Regions from separate parts of the Homo sapiens genome. Here region 2 is linked to region 1. Evidence: chromatin loops called from intact Hi-C (ENCODE). Cell type or tissue: GM12878. All regions are shown on one strand. Links, peaks and the distances in the headings refer to the core of each region. The heading gives the core; the rest is flanking DNA. Region 1 overlaps RORA (RAR related orphan receptor A). Region 2 overlaps RORA (RAR related orphan receptor A).

The links. Peaks named below come from ENCODE experiments on the same cell type or tissue, not always from the same donor. Only the 100,000 strongest peaks of a DNase experiment are listed, where the experiment ranks them.
Region 2: it touches region 1 in a loop (10-fold over the local background); 1 of 110 quality-filtered maps calls a loop at or near these places.

Annotation. Positions count from the first base shown.
Region 1 is chr15:60,717,838-60,723,220 of GRCh38, forward strand. All of the region lies in intron 1 of RORA (RAR related orphan receptor A), which reads right to left. Among named protein-coding and RNA genes, the nearest start is that of RORA-AS2, 39 kb to the left of the region's middle. RefSeq lists enhancers at 2,683-2,732, 2,773-2,822, 3,293-3,382, 3,413-3,522. In GM12878, for the core only: no CTCF peak of the experiment used is centred there; a DNase peak (open chromatin) is centred at 3,204; H3K4me3 peaks cover 1,436 bases; H3K27ac peaks cover 2,240 bases.
Region 2 is chr15:60,633,400-60,638,782 of GRCh38, forward strand. All of the region lies in intron 2 of RORA (RAR related orphan receptor A), which reads right to left. LOC105370846 (a long non-coding RNA gene) reads left to right here. Exons shown (of 5, transcript XR_007064663.1): 2 at 1,451-1,525; 3 at 4,762-4,873. Among named protein-coding and RNA genes, the nearest start is that of RORA-AS2, 45 kb to the right of the region's middle. RefSeq lists enhancers at 1,451-2,264, 1,480-1,529. In GM12878, for the core only: no CTCF peak of the experiment used is centred there; DNase peaks (open chromatin) are centred at 1,625 and 2,562; H3K27ac peaks cover 1,476 bases.

The sequences.
Region 1 (5,383 bases), core at 182-5,181:
CACCCAGGCTGGAATGCAAAGATGTGAACTCTGCTCACTGCAACCTCCACCCTCAGGGTTCAAGCGATTGTCCTGCCTCAGCCTCCTGAGTAGCTGGAATTACAGGCATGCAGCACCATGCCAGCTAATTTTTGTATTTTTAGTAGAGACAGGGTTTCACCATGTTGGCCAGGCTAGTCTCGAACTCCCGACCTCAAGTGATCCACCCACCTTGGCCTCGCACTGGGATTACAGGCACATTGCATTTTCATTCTAAGATTTGGTGTTCTACGGATAGGACCTTCGTAACAGCAAAGTTATGTCACTATGGTACAGTTGGCATAATAAAATTAGTTCAACATATAGGCAAAAGAAATGATGGTCTGGACATCACTGGGCAGAGTTTTTATTCTTCTAAGTTCATCAGTTACTGGTAGAAGGATCGTGCTAGAATGCTCAAGTTTCCCATCTCATCCCTGATGCTGCATTCAGAAGCAAACACCACACCTGCCAACATTCTAAAGGTGGTTTTCTTGTTGGGGAATTCAAAGTGAAGGTGACAGCAGAGAGTTAAAGACATTCACTTAGAAAATGGTCACTCCTCACTTTTAAAAATGAGTCCGGTAAATGAAAAAACGTTAGATTTACAAATTGAATAGAAAAAACACTCTATAAGAAGGTTTTCTGGCTAAATGAATGAAAGGTATCCGTCTGTGGTTTAATCACATTCGATTGAATAACGGTTGTTAGCTAAATTTGACTTTCCTGTCAAAATTGTCACCATGTTGCAAACTGACTTTAAAAGACTAACTAGAGCCAGAGTGGAGTAGTGAGAAATTAATACACAAAGCTCGGGTAACAAGGAATTCATCTAACCATCCATGTCTTGACCTCTTTCTAACCCAAAGTACAAAACTTGGCAGGAAGCAGATGAGGAAGTCATTAATATGTGGAAAAGGATCTCTCAAAGGCACATCAAGACCCTGTGCCTTTCACTGATGAAAATCAAAAGGAATTGTACAAATATTTACCACAAGAAAATAATTCTAAAAGGTGAAGGATTTCCACAATTGACACAGAGCTCTGTATTACTACCTAGGCAAAGTTTCTGGTTAGTACAGGCTCCCGTGCCGTTCTGAAAGTGAGGTGTAGAGGTCAGAGTTCAAGGACTGGCCTTGAGCTCTTTAAAAAGATAATCAATCAGCTTTGTGTGTGTGTGTGGGGGGGGTGTGTGTGTGTGTGGCATTTCTAGTTAAAGATGCAAAAGGCCTGATGAAAACTGTTTGGGTCTTTACTTGATCAAATCAACTGTAAATTTGAATATGGACTCAATATTATATAACATTAAAGAATTATTAATTTTCTTTTGGTTTGATCATGGCATTATAGTTATATAAACATATTTAAAAATATATACAGTGAAGTATTTAGTGTTGAGATGACATGATGTCTGAGATTTTCATTAAAATACTTCGGCAAAATAAAAAAATGTGTGTGTGTGTGTTAGCAGGAGGGGTAAGTGAAACAACGATGGTAAAATGTTGATGGTCATTGAAGCTGAATGATGGGTTCACTGGAGCACTGCACTTTCTCTCAACTTGAGTATTTTTGGAAATTTTCACAATAAAAGATTAAAAATCCAAAACCACAAAATATAGGGTTTCTTAAAAAGCACTAAAAATAGTTTACACAACAATACTGACTCTTGCCGTGAAATGCAGAGAATAGGTGCAAAAACCCGAGAGCAGTAATTAATGGCCAATCTTATGTGCATTCCTTTAAGCACAAGCAGCTGTCATAAACATCTTAATTTAAAGAGTTGGGGTTTGGGGAATCATGGCACTGCAAAAAGCTACGTCCTGCTGCTGCTCCACAGAACTGGTACATATCAGACCCTTAAATTTTTAAACACAGCTTTCATGTTTTTGAGAGCTGAAAAACCTTTGAAAAGTCAGCTTGTTAGGAAATTCACCTTGCAGACTCCTACTTCAAGGGTTGGTGGAGGTGCTTGGGTACCGGAAAAATTGATTTTGGGATGGGGGTGGAGGTTCACAGGTAAACATGTTGTGTGCTTCAGAAGAAGCTAGCTTGCTCTAAATATACGGGGCGTAGCTACATTGCAGTGTTGCCTTTCAGCAATGCAAAATATACCACCTGGCTAGAGAGGTATTTCAAGTCTACAAAGCCCCACCTCCCAGCCTTTATTGTTCCTTTTCCAGTCTTTGTCATAAAATAGAAAGAGGCGGCATTTTGAAGACGGAAGAAGCACTAAACAGGAAGCAGGAGCCTAAAATCGAGTTTCTCATACTGCTGTGTGTTACTGTAAACACTAGGCCATGACCTGCCCTAGGTGCTTCTTCTGTGACATAGGATCAGCATCTCACACCCATGAAGGTCTCTTGAGTCCCTTAAGGCCTAACACACCTGAATACATGGGCTGTGATACGGGAGCTAGCCTGATGCCTCCATTCACCCCACAAGATGTAGTCCTCGCCCTGACGGCAAGACGGCATGCGAGAGTCCTATTTGGGTTGTAAAGTTTAATGCGAGCAGAAAGAGGCAGACGATAGCTAACATAATCTAAGTTAACCATTGAAAAACCCAGACTGTCCAATAAAAATACTGGAACGAACCCAGTCACCTTTTATCAAGGGTACATTTAACCATCCTCATTGGTGGCTACTTCCATTCATGGTCACGCCCTTCCCTCTTGCCTCAGGAACTCAGTATTTGTGTGTAAATAAGGACGTGTTGTGGTATTCTGGGTGCTGATGGTTCCCCAGGAACTTAGGGACACCTGTGTGCAGGGCTGCACTTGACAAGAAACAAAGTTGCCGGCAGCACAGGACAAGGCCTCCTATTAATTTCTCGAATCGATCCTGGCAGTGATTATCTGGTCCAGGAAAGAACAGGTCTTTGTTCATAGCACCAGATTTGAATTTTTTAAAACAACACTCTCTATTGCCCGTAAGAATGACTAATAACGGGCGGCTGTAATTTCCCAGAGTTTGTGGGTATGACTTCTTCAGCTTTCCTTGCATTTGAATTTGCCATATTTCGACTGGGGGCTTCCTAGGGCTTTCAAGCACAATGTAACCAAAACCCCCAGCCAGCTCTCGGTTCAGCCTGGAGAACTTTGTGGTACTCTCGAACTTACTACTTCCTGCCCCCACACCTGAGAGTCTCCCCGCACACTGTTTTCCCTGCATCATCCACCATCAATCAAACAAACAGAGAAACACAGAAACCTCAGTTCTCAAGTGCAATCAATACAACCTCCTTTCCTGGGGTAACGATGCCTTCGTTTTAAAGGTCATGGAATGAGTCAGGGGCAGAAGAGAGAAACAGAGGCCGTGGGTTCTTTGACTAAACATCTCGCAGAGAGATCGGTGGATCCACAAAAATGACCTCATTAAGCTGCACCAATTGCCGGGCGGGGAGAGCAGTCCAAATTAACAAAAAATCAGAGTGATCAGAAAACAGTTTTGTTATTTTACACATGGTCTCAAGAGCTAGACAAATAAATTTGCCTAGTGTATGTTCTAAGTCACAAATAGATAAGAGGAAATTGAAACCACAATAGCCAAGCACCTCCCTGAGGAGACCAAGGCTGGGCTTCCATTACAATAATATTCTTATTTATGTTTTCTCATGCACATTATTTAAGTATATATTTATTTACTCATACAGACCAGATTTGTTGAGTACTGCTATGTGGAATTCACAGTATGAAGTGCCGTGGGGCAGGCAGACCTGGGTACCCTCAAAGAACTTGGTAAATAGCTATTTCTTAACTGCTAGTAAACAAGTTTCTCTTCTAGTAAGAAAAAATAATGGCTGGAAAACTTATTTACACCTTCAATACACAAGGCTATTTTGCACAAACCAGATATAGGAAACATTTATATATGGAGCTTTTCTAAAACAGATAAAATCAGGGCTCAGTCTTCTTTATGAAAACAAAAAGTAAAACACTTTGCAATTTGAGCAAAGATTATTTCTGCAGAGGGTCATCTCTAGTAAGAGGTGCCTGCTCCTCAGACCAAGTCTGTCTCTTTCAGGGCCATTCCTTACTGGATGGTGACTCATTTTACTCAAGGACTCGCCCTAGACGGCGTGCAACCAACCCTTTAGAAACACATCAATTGTTTAAACAAACTATGCCTGTATTCATTTGCTTAGCAAATCATTTTGTCACAGATTTAGCCCAGCCAGAGTCTAAATGATCACAATTACTGAAACTATACCAATACCTTTTCTACTGAAAACCTATCAAAGAAATAACATCAGTTCACATTATCATTATTGATTCCTGCCCTTTTCTCCCTTAACTCCATTCTCTTCCCTTTCAGTTTGTTATTTATTTTCTTATGTTCTGAATTTCAAGAAGACTTCCATGTGTTGTCAACATATGGTACATCATTCACATAAGTACATAAAATTCTCTATATGTCATTAAAGAACTGAGCTTGTGTTCCAGTGAGTGAAACTGAAGAGGAAATAAAATCACAAAGATAACCCCACAAATTAAGGTGCAGCTAAAATAGCAGCACCCTTCCCCCATCACTCACTGCACTATTTCTTAGAACTTTTATCTTTACATATGTACAAATAAACAGAGTGTTTCTGTTCTGCCTTATTTGTGTAGAGGACTTACGTGCAGCTCTCTGACCTTCCTCTGGCTCTGATTAGCCCCTGAGGGACGTGGATCACCCACATGCAACAGGCTGCTGACACCAGCAGAAAGCTGTCTTTCAGAACAATCAAGAGTCCCACCTAAGGACATCATGTCCACCTGCTCTTCTCTGGTTCAGCTGACTTCCCTGGACTTGCTTTCTTGTTGCCCTGATCTGTGCTCCGTGCCAGATCTCACAAACAAGGCTGGACTCTGCTTATTCCTGGCCAGTCTTGTCCTGTAGTCATCCAAGAAAAATACTGGAAAGGAGGACCACAACCTTGGCCAGTGGAGACCCTGTCATTCTGATGAACATTTCTAACACAAGATGTGAAGACCCTCCTTCCCATTTCTCATCCTTCCCTCTCCACGTCTCACAAACACCAAGTCTATTTCCCAGAGAAGTGGTCAGGGTGCAGTGAGTCAGGCAGCCAAAGTAATCCTGCAGGTGAGCATGTTGCCACTGACCCTTGAGTTTAACTTCTTACCAGATCTCTGCAAAGATAGAAAAAAACTAGCTTGCAAGAAACCCCAGCTCTCTGGATGATCTGTCCTTAGGCTGCTGAGATTTTCAAGGGTGTGCAGACAGTTGAACTTCACTTATTTTCAATAATTATAAAAATACATAAGAATTTTATGTATTATTTAAATGATACATAGGGACTCCTTATCCAAGAAAGATATTGTCAAAACTAGATTTTATAAAAAGGCTAACCATTATACATAAAT
Region 2 (5,383 bases), core at 113-5,112, 85 kb before region 1:
ACTTATAATATATAGAAAACGTTTTTCCAAACTTCCTTTGGAGCACAGCTCAATCTCTGAACTTTTCTTCCCTATCTCTATAAAATGAATGCTTCAGGAACTGGATAATGTGACGCTGAACTTAAATAGCCCCCTTCCTAAGAGAGTTCAGAGGTCTTTGAAAATACAGGTAATTGAGCCTCCTGGTTCCTGAGAGCTGGCAGAATGTGTGACCTCAGCTGAGAAGAGTTGGGTATTTGCCAAAAGGCAGGTGTAGTTGGTAGCAGTGCTCAGAGACCAAGTCCCCAAGTTCAGATTTTCTATCCCTCTTCCCATTGTATACAAGGGAAAACTATGGTGTGAAAGTGGATGATTGCCTGAAATTGCTGAGTAATTAAAAGGAACCATGATGAAAATAAACTGCCCAGCCCAAATATCATATGTAGTTTCTTTTATCTTCCTCCAACCTGAGAAATGTATATAAAGGTATTTTTACCAGGGAAATCCTTCTTTAAATAGGGTTGAAACTCAATTTCATATGCTGCAGAGAGATGCAAGGTATTATGTACCAATGATCCCTAAATATTCTTTTCTTCTTCACATGGCTGTGAAGTTACAAACTGAGTATCCTTTTCAACGGCTTGTTGAAGCAAAGAATTAAATATACATGTACAGACTAAAATATATGTTAGTATATTCTTTAGAAATATGAAGAATACCCCCAGCTTTTCACAGTGATAATCTCTGGGTGGGGTCTTTTTAATATTATGTTTTTCTGTAATGATGGAGTTTTAAAATAATTGTAATTGTCTATTACTTTTAGAATACGTAAAAAAGATACACAGCATGCACATTCTCATTAAAAATCACTTCAACCTGGACTTTTGGGATGTCCTTTAAAGTCACCTAGTACTTGCACTTTCCCACAGTCCTCTGTCCAGCCTCTCTCAGTGACCTGAGACATTCAGTGCCACTTGTGTATTCCAGACATTTGTCTTTCTGAGAGAAGCAGTGCTACCACTTTTTTTTTTTTTTTCTTTTTTTTGAGCCAGAGTCTCGCTCTGTTGCCAGGCTGGAGCACTGAGACACAATCTCGGCTCACTGCAACCTCCCCCTCCCGGGTTCAAGCGATTCTCCTGCCTCAGCCTCTGGAGTAGCTGGGACTACAGGCGCCCGCCACCACGCCCGGCTAATTTTTGTGTTTTTAGTAGAGACAGGGTTTCACCATGTTGGCCAGGCTGGTCTCAATCTCTTGAGCTCGTGATCCACCTGCCTTGGCGTTCCAAAGTGCTGGGATTACAAGCTTGAGCCACCGCACCTGGCCCACTTTTTTACCTTCTCAAAACCCCAACTCTCCTGTAATTCCTGAAGCCCAGGTAATTTTCCCCCTAGCCCCATTGAATACTGGCTTGTTTTCATTTCTCTCTCTTTGTCTTTTGCCTTACTAATTCTGATGTGATTGTTTTTTCAGCCTCAACTGAATAGCAGAGAGATTTTGGCTTTCATTCCAGAATGATGTCTCACAGAAAGTCAACTCGTGTTCCAGGTATGTGATAAACATCTCACTAGTGAACTTCTTGCTGTTTCTAAGCGATTAACGGTTTGGTTAGCAAGCCCAGAGCCCTGCAGATACCTTTTGCCTCCTACACAAGAAGTAAGCTAATGAAACCCACGGAGCACGGCCTGCCCCTCTGCTTCCCTTTAATGGTTTCTGTCACCCAGGCCAGGCTGCCGCCACCATGACTCTGCACATCGATGTGCCGCCTCAGGGCAAGCAGAATGCAAATGACGGTGGCCCTCAAATTGCAATTTAAGGATAGCTGTTATATCTTCCCATATATTTCTCTTCCTAACCTCCAAATTTGAGGATAATGTGCTGTTTTAACTTATTCTTAGTAGGAAGAATGTTAAACCTTAGGGTGATGGTAGTGTATTGCTGAATTCTGTGTTTTGGAATAAATTAGATTTTTTTGATGTGGAGAAGGGAGAAAGGGGGAGAACTAAATGCAAAGATAATTTGATTTTAAAAGCTGGAGTTTCCTGGTTCCTGGGTTCTAGATATTTAAAAAATAGCCACAATTAATTATGTAATAAATTGTAGGAGGTTGTCAAGTTGTCATCTTTATTAAGGTGTTTCTTGCCAGACATATTCAAAATCTGTGTACTCAGATGTTAACTGCATTTGACTCTATTGATTAAAATATACTTTCTGCCATCAAAATGGAACTCCAAGATGTAAAGGGAAAGAACACTTTAAAAGGCGTTTCCAAAGTCGTCTTGGATAGAGGAGCTTTCATCCAAGGGTGCTATGTGGCATTCCGGAAATGAATCAGAGACTTGGGCCCTCCACTTCCTTAGAAACAGAGACACGCTGAAGATCGTTAGGGTAAATGAGTGGGACAAAGTACACTCTGCATTTTCTTTTTAATTTCAACTAAAAAAAATGCTGCACTCTTGTCTTGGCTGGAGAAACATCCTCAGCCTGTTCATCTCCTATCCTCTGCCCAAATCAACTCCAAATTTGACTGACTGAATTTTCAGTTCCTATATTTTCAGATCAGTTCCTGTATTTTCAGATCTGGCTCTCTCTGTGGTTGTGGTGGTAGCAGTGGTAGTGGTTATGGAGTCTGTAAGACTTGCCATTTTTAAAATGCCGAAAGCTCTCTTCAGGTTAAATAGTCTCTCTGTGTGATTCTCAAATGAACTCCTTGAGGAAGAATGTTCTGTGTGTATCTAGAAACCTTAGTTCTACAAGAATGAGAGCTAAAGAAGCTCACCCATGTCCCACAGAAACCACTTCTTCCCTTTCCTGAACAAGAAACCGATGTTCTTCATCTACTGTCTGTCCACCCAGGCTTGGAAGACAGGTGAAAACAATCCCATCTTTCTATTCCTAGAAAGAGGTAGGGATGTGATGCTTACATTCCCCTGGCTTTTACTTGCATCAAATGTGGGAGGAAGGAATAAAAGAGAAGAGGAAACTAAAACCTGAGAAAGGGCAAGAAGAGAAAGTATTAGGTTGATGCAAAAGTAATTGTGGTTTTTGCAATTACTTTTAATAGCGAATCCCCGCCCCCCAAAATCATCTAGCAATCTGCCCTCTGGAGTGAACTTGAATAAAAGTAGGTAATAGTACCACTCTTGGCTTAGAAGTATCTGATTATCCCTACTAACCAGTACAAGACATAGATTTCTGAAGGAAAAGGATGCCTACCATTGGCTCTTTTTTGTTTTTGTAGTTTGATTTTTCTTATTTTTTAAAAGGTTCTAAAAATAATACATATATACCTGGTAGAAAATTTGAAACTTAGAAAGAAGTTAAAAGAAGCCTACAAAATATCACCGCATCATATTATCTTATTAGCCAAATGCAACCACCACTACCATCCAGGGAGGGTTCTTGCCAGTATTTTCTCTATTTTTTCGTATGCTTTTAAAAATCTTCACAACTAAAATCATTCTGTGCACAGAATTTCACATACTACTTTTTATTCAATCAAAAATATTTTCTCATGTGTTTATTAATTCTTTAAATATTATTTTAATGGCAGTATAATTTGCCATCATATGACTATATTATAATTTATTAATAATTTTCCTAATAAAGGACATTCAGAGTGTTTAGAATTTTAGCCATTATAAATAGTATTAAATAAACATGGTTTTTGTGTGCATTAATCTTTACTTTTTAAATTATTTCCTTAGAATAATCTACTGGAAGTAGGATTACCAAATCAAAGAGTATCATCATTTTCAAGACTTTAGTACCTATCGCCAAGAAAGCTGTATCAATTTATATTCACAGTATATTAATGTCTTTCTGAAACTGACTGAATTGATTAATGTCATTTAAAAATCATGCTATCTTGTTAGGCCTCTGATACTTTGTATTTACTGGTAAGGCTGAAAATTGTTTACAGACTAATGAAACACATTATATATTAAGGTTATTTATTTTGTGCCTTAATATTTGAAAAAATACATCTTCTTATCAGTTTGCTTTTTGTCCTTTTTGCTGATTGTTTATGATCTTTTTTGACATACAAAAATTTTATTTTTCTCTATATTTCAATGTATTGAACTTTGTATTCTGTAATTTCTTCTATTACTGTAAAGTAGAGAAAATCTGCCTGTATCTAGATAAATATGCAGAAATACATTCTCGTTATTTAATTAATTTTTCAAAAATATTTCTTGAATTTATCTAGGATTTGTTATACGGCGTGAAAAAAATTTATTTTTCTCTGATAAGCTAAAAATCATCATGCACAATTTATTACTTTTTCCCCACAGCTTATATATGTATTCTATTGACACATATGCAAGATTCTTTTTACATATGCGAGATTATGTTTTGGGGTTTTCTTTCAGCACTTTACTGATCTCTTTGCCTATTCATTTATCAGTAGTTTCTCCATCCCTAGTCCTTTTCTTTCTTTTTTTCTTTCTTTTTTTTCTAAAGTTCTTTTAACTATTCTTATTTCTTTCAACTTAAAAGGTGGCCAAGATGACATACCAGAAGGCTGTCTAAAATTATTGGAGAAAGAGAATCTTTGCCTTTAAAGTTTTAGGTCTTAGGTGAAAACGATGCAGTGTTAGCTCTTGTGTCTATAAAGGGTGGGGTTCATGCTATGACACAGAAAATCAGAAAGGACTTTCTTGACATTTGTAGAAACAGTAATATAAAGAAGAATTAGGTACCTTTTGGTTCATCTTAAGTAAAGAAAATTTCCAGTGAGGAGATTGAGACATTTAATGTTAAAAAGATCCTCTCTCTTCTAGGGCACGAGTAAAGATATCAACCCATCTATCTGTAGAAAATTGCCAGAAACTGTCACAAAATAAAAAATGAGAGAAGGCCTGAATTACGACAGTCCTGGTGGGGTTCTACAAGGTGTGTGCCAAATAATTTTGTTTTCTTTTTAAGGCTTGTTAACAGTGGATAGCTTAAGGTGATGGGGTTATAGGTGATTTTTTTCTTGTCCTTATTTAACTGTATTTTCTTTTCTTTTTTTTTTTTTTTTGTCAAATGGTATAAAAGCTTTTTTTCTTAATAATGGCCTGTTAATTAACATCTAGAACCCAGTACTGGAAGCATTAGTCCCAAGAAGTGCAAAGTTACAAAAAGTGGATTTTCTATTTCTTCACCTCTTACCTTAATAGACACAGAAACACTAAAACTCATCTCATTAGAAGAGGTTTTGTGAAAATGAGACAGGACATAGCTAAACCAAGTGCTTTTCCTCCGAATAAGATTTCACCCAAAATGAGGTTGGGGACTGGATGAAGTTATGAAAAAACTACTCCTTAAAACTGCTATTTCTAAAGCTAATAGGAATTCTTTTGTAGTGGGCTTTTTTCCCTTGACAACCAACGACTGATACATCTTGCATGTTAAAAAGCA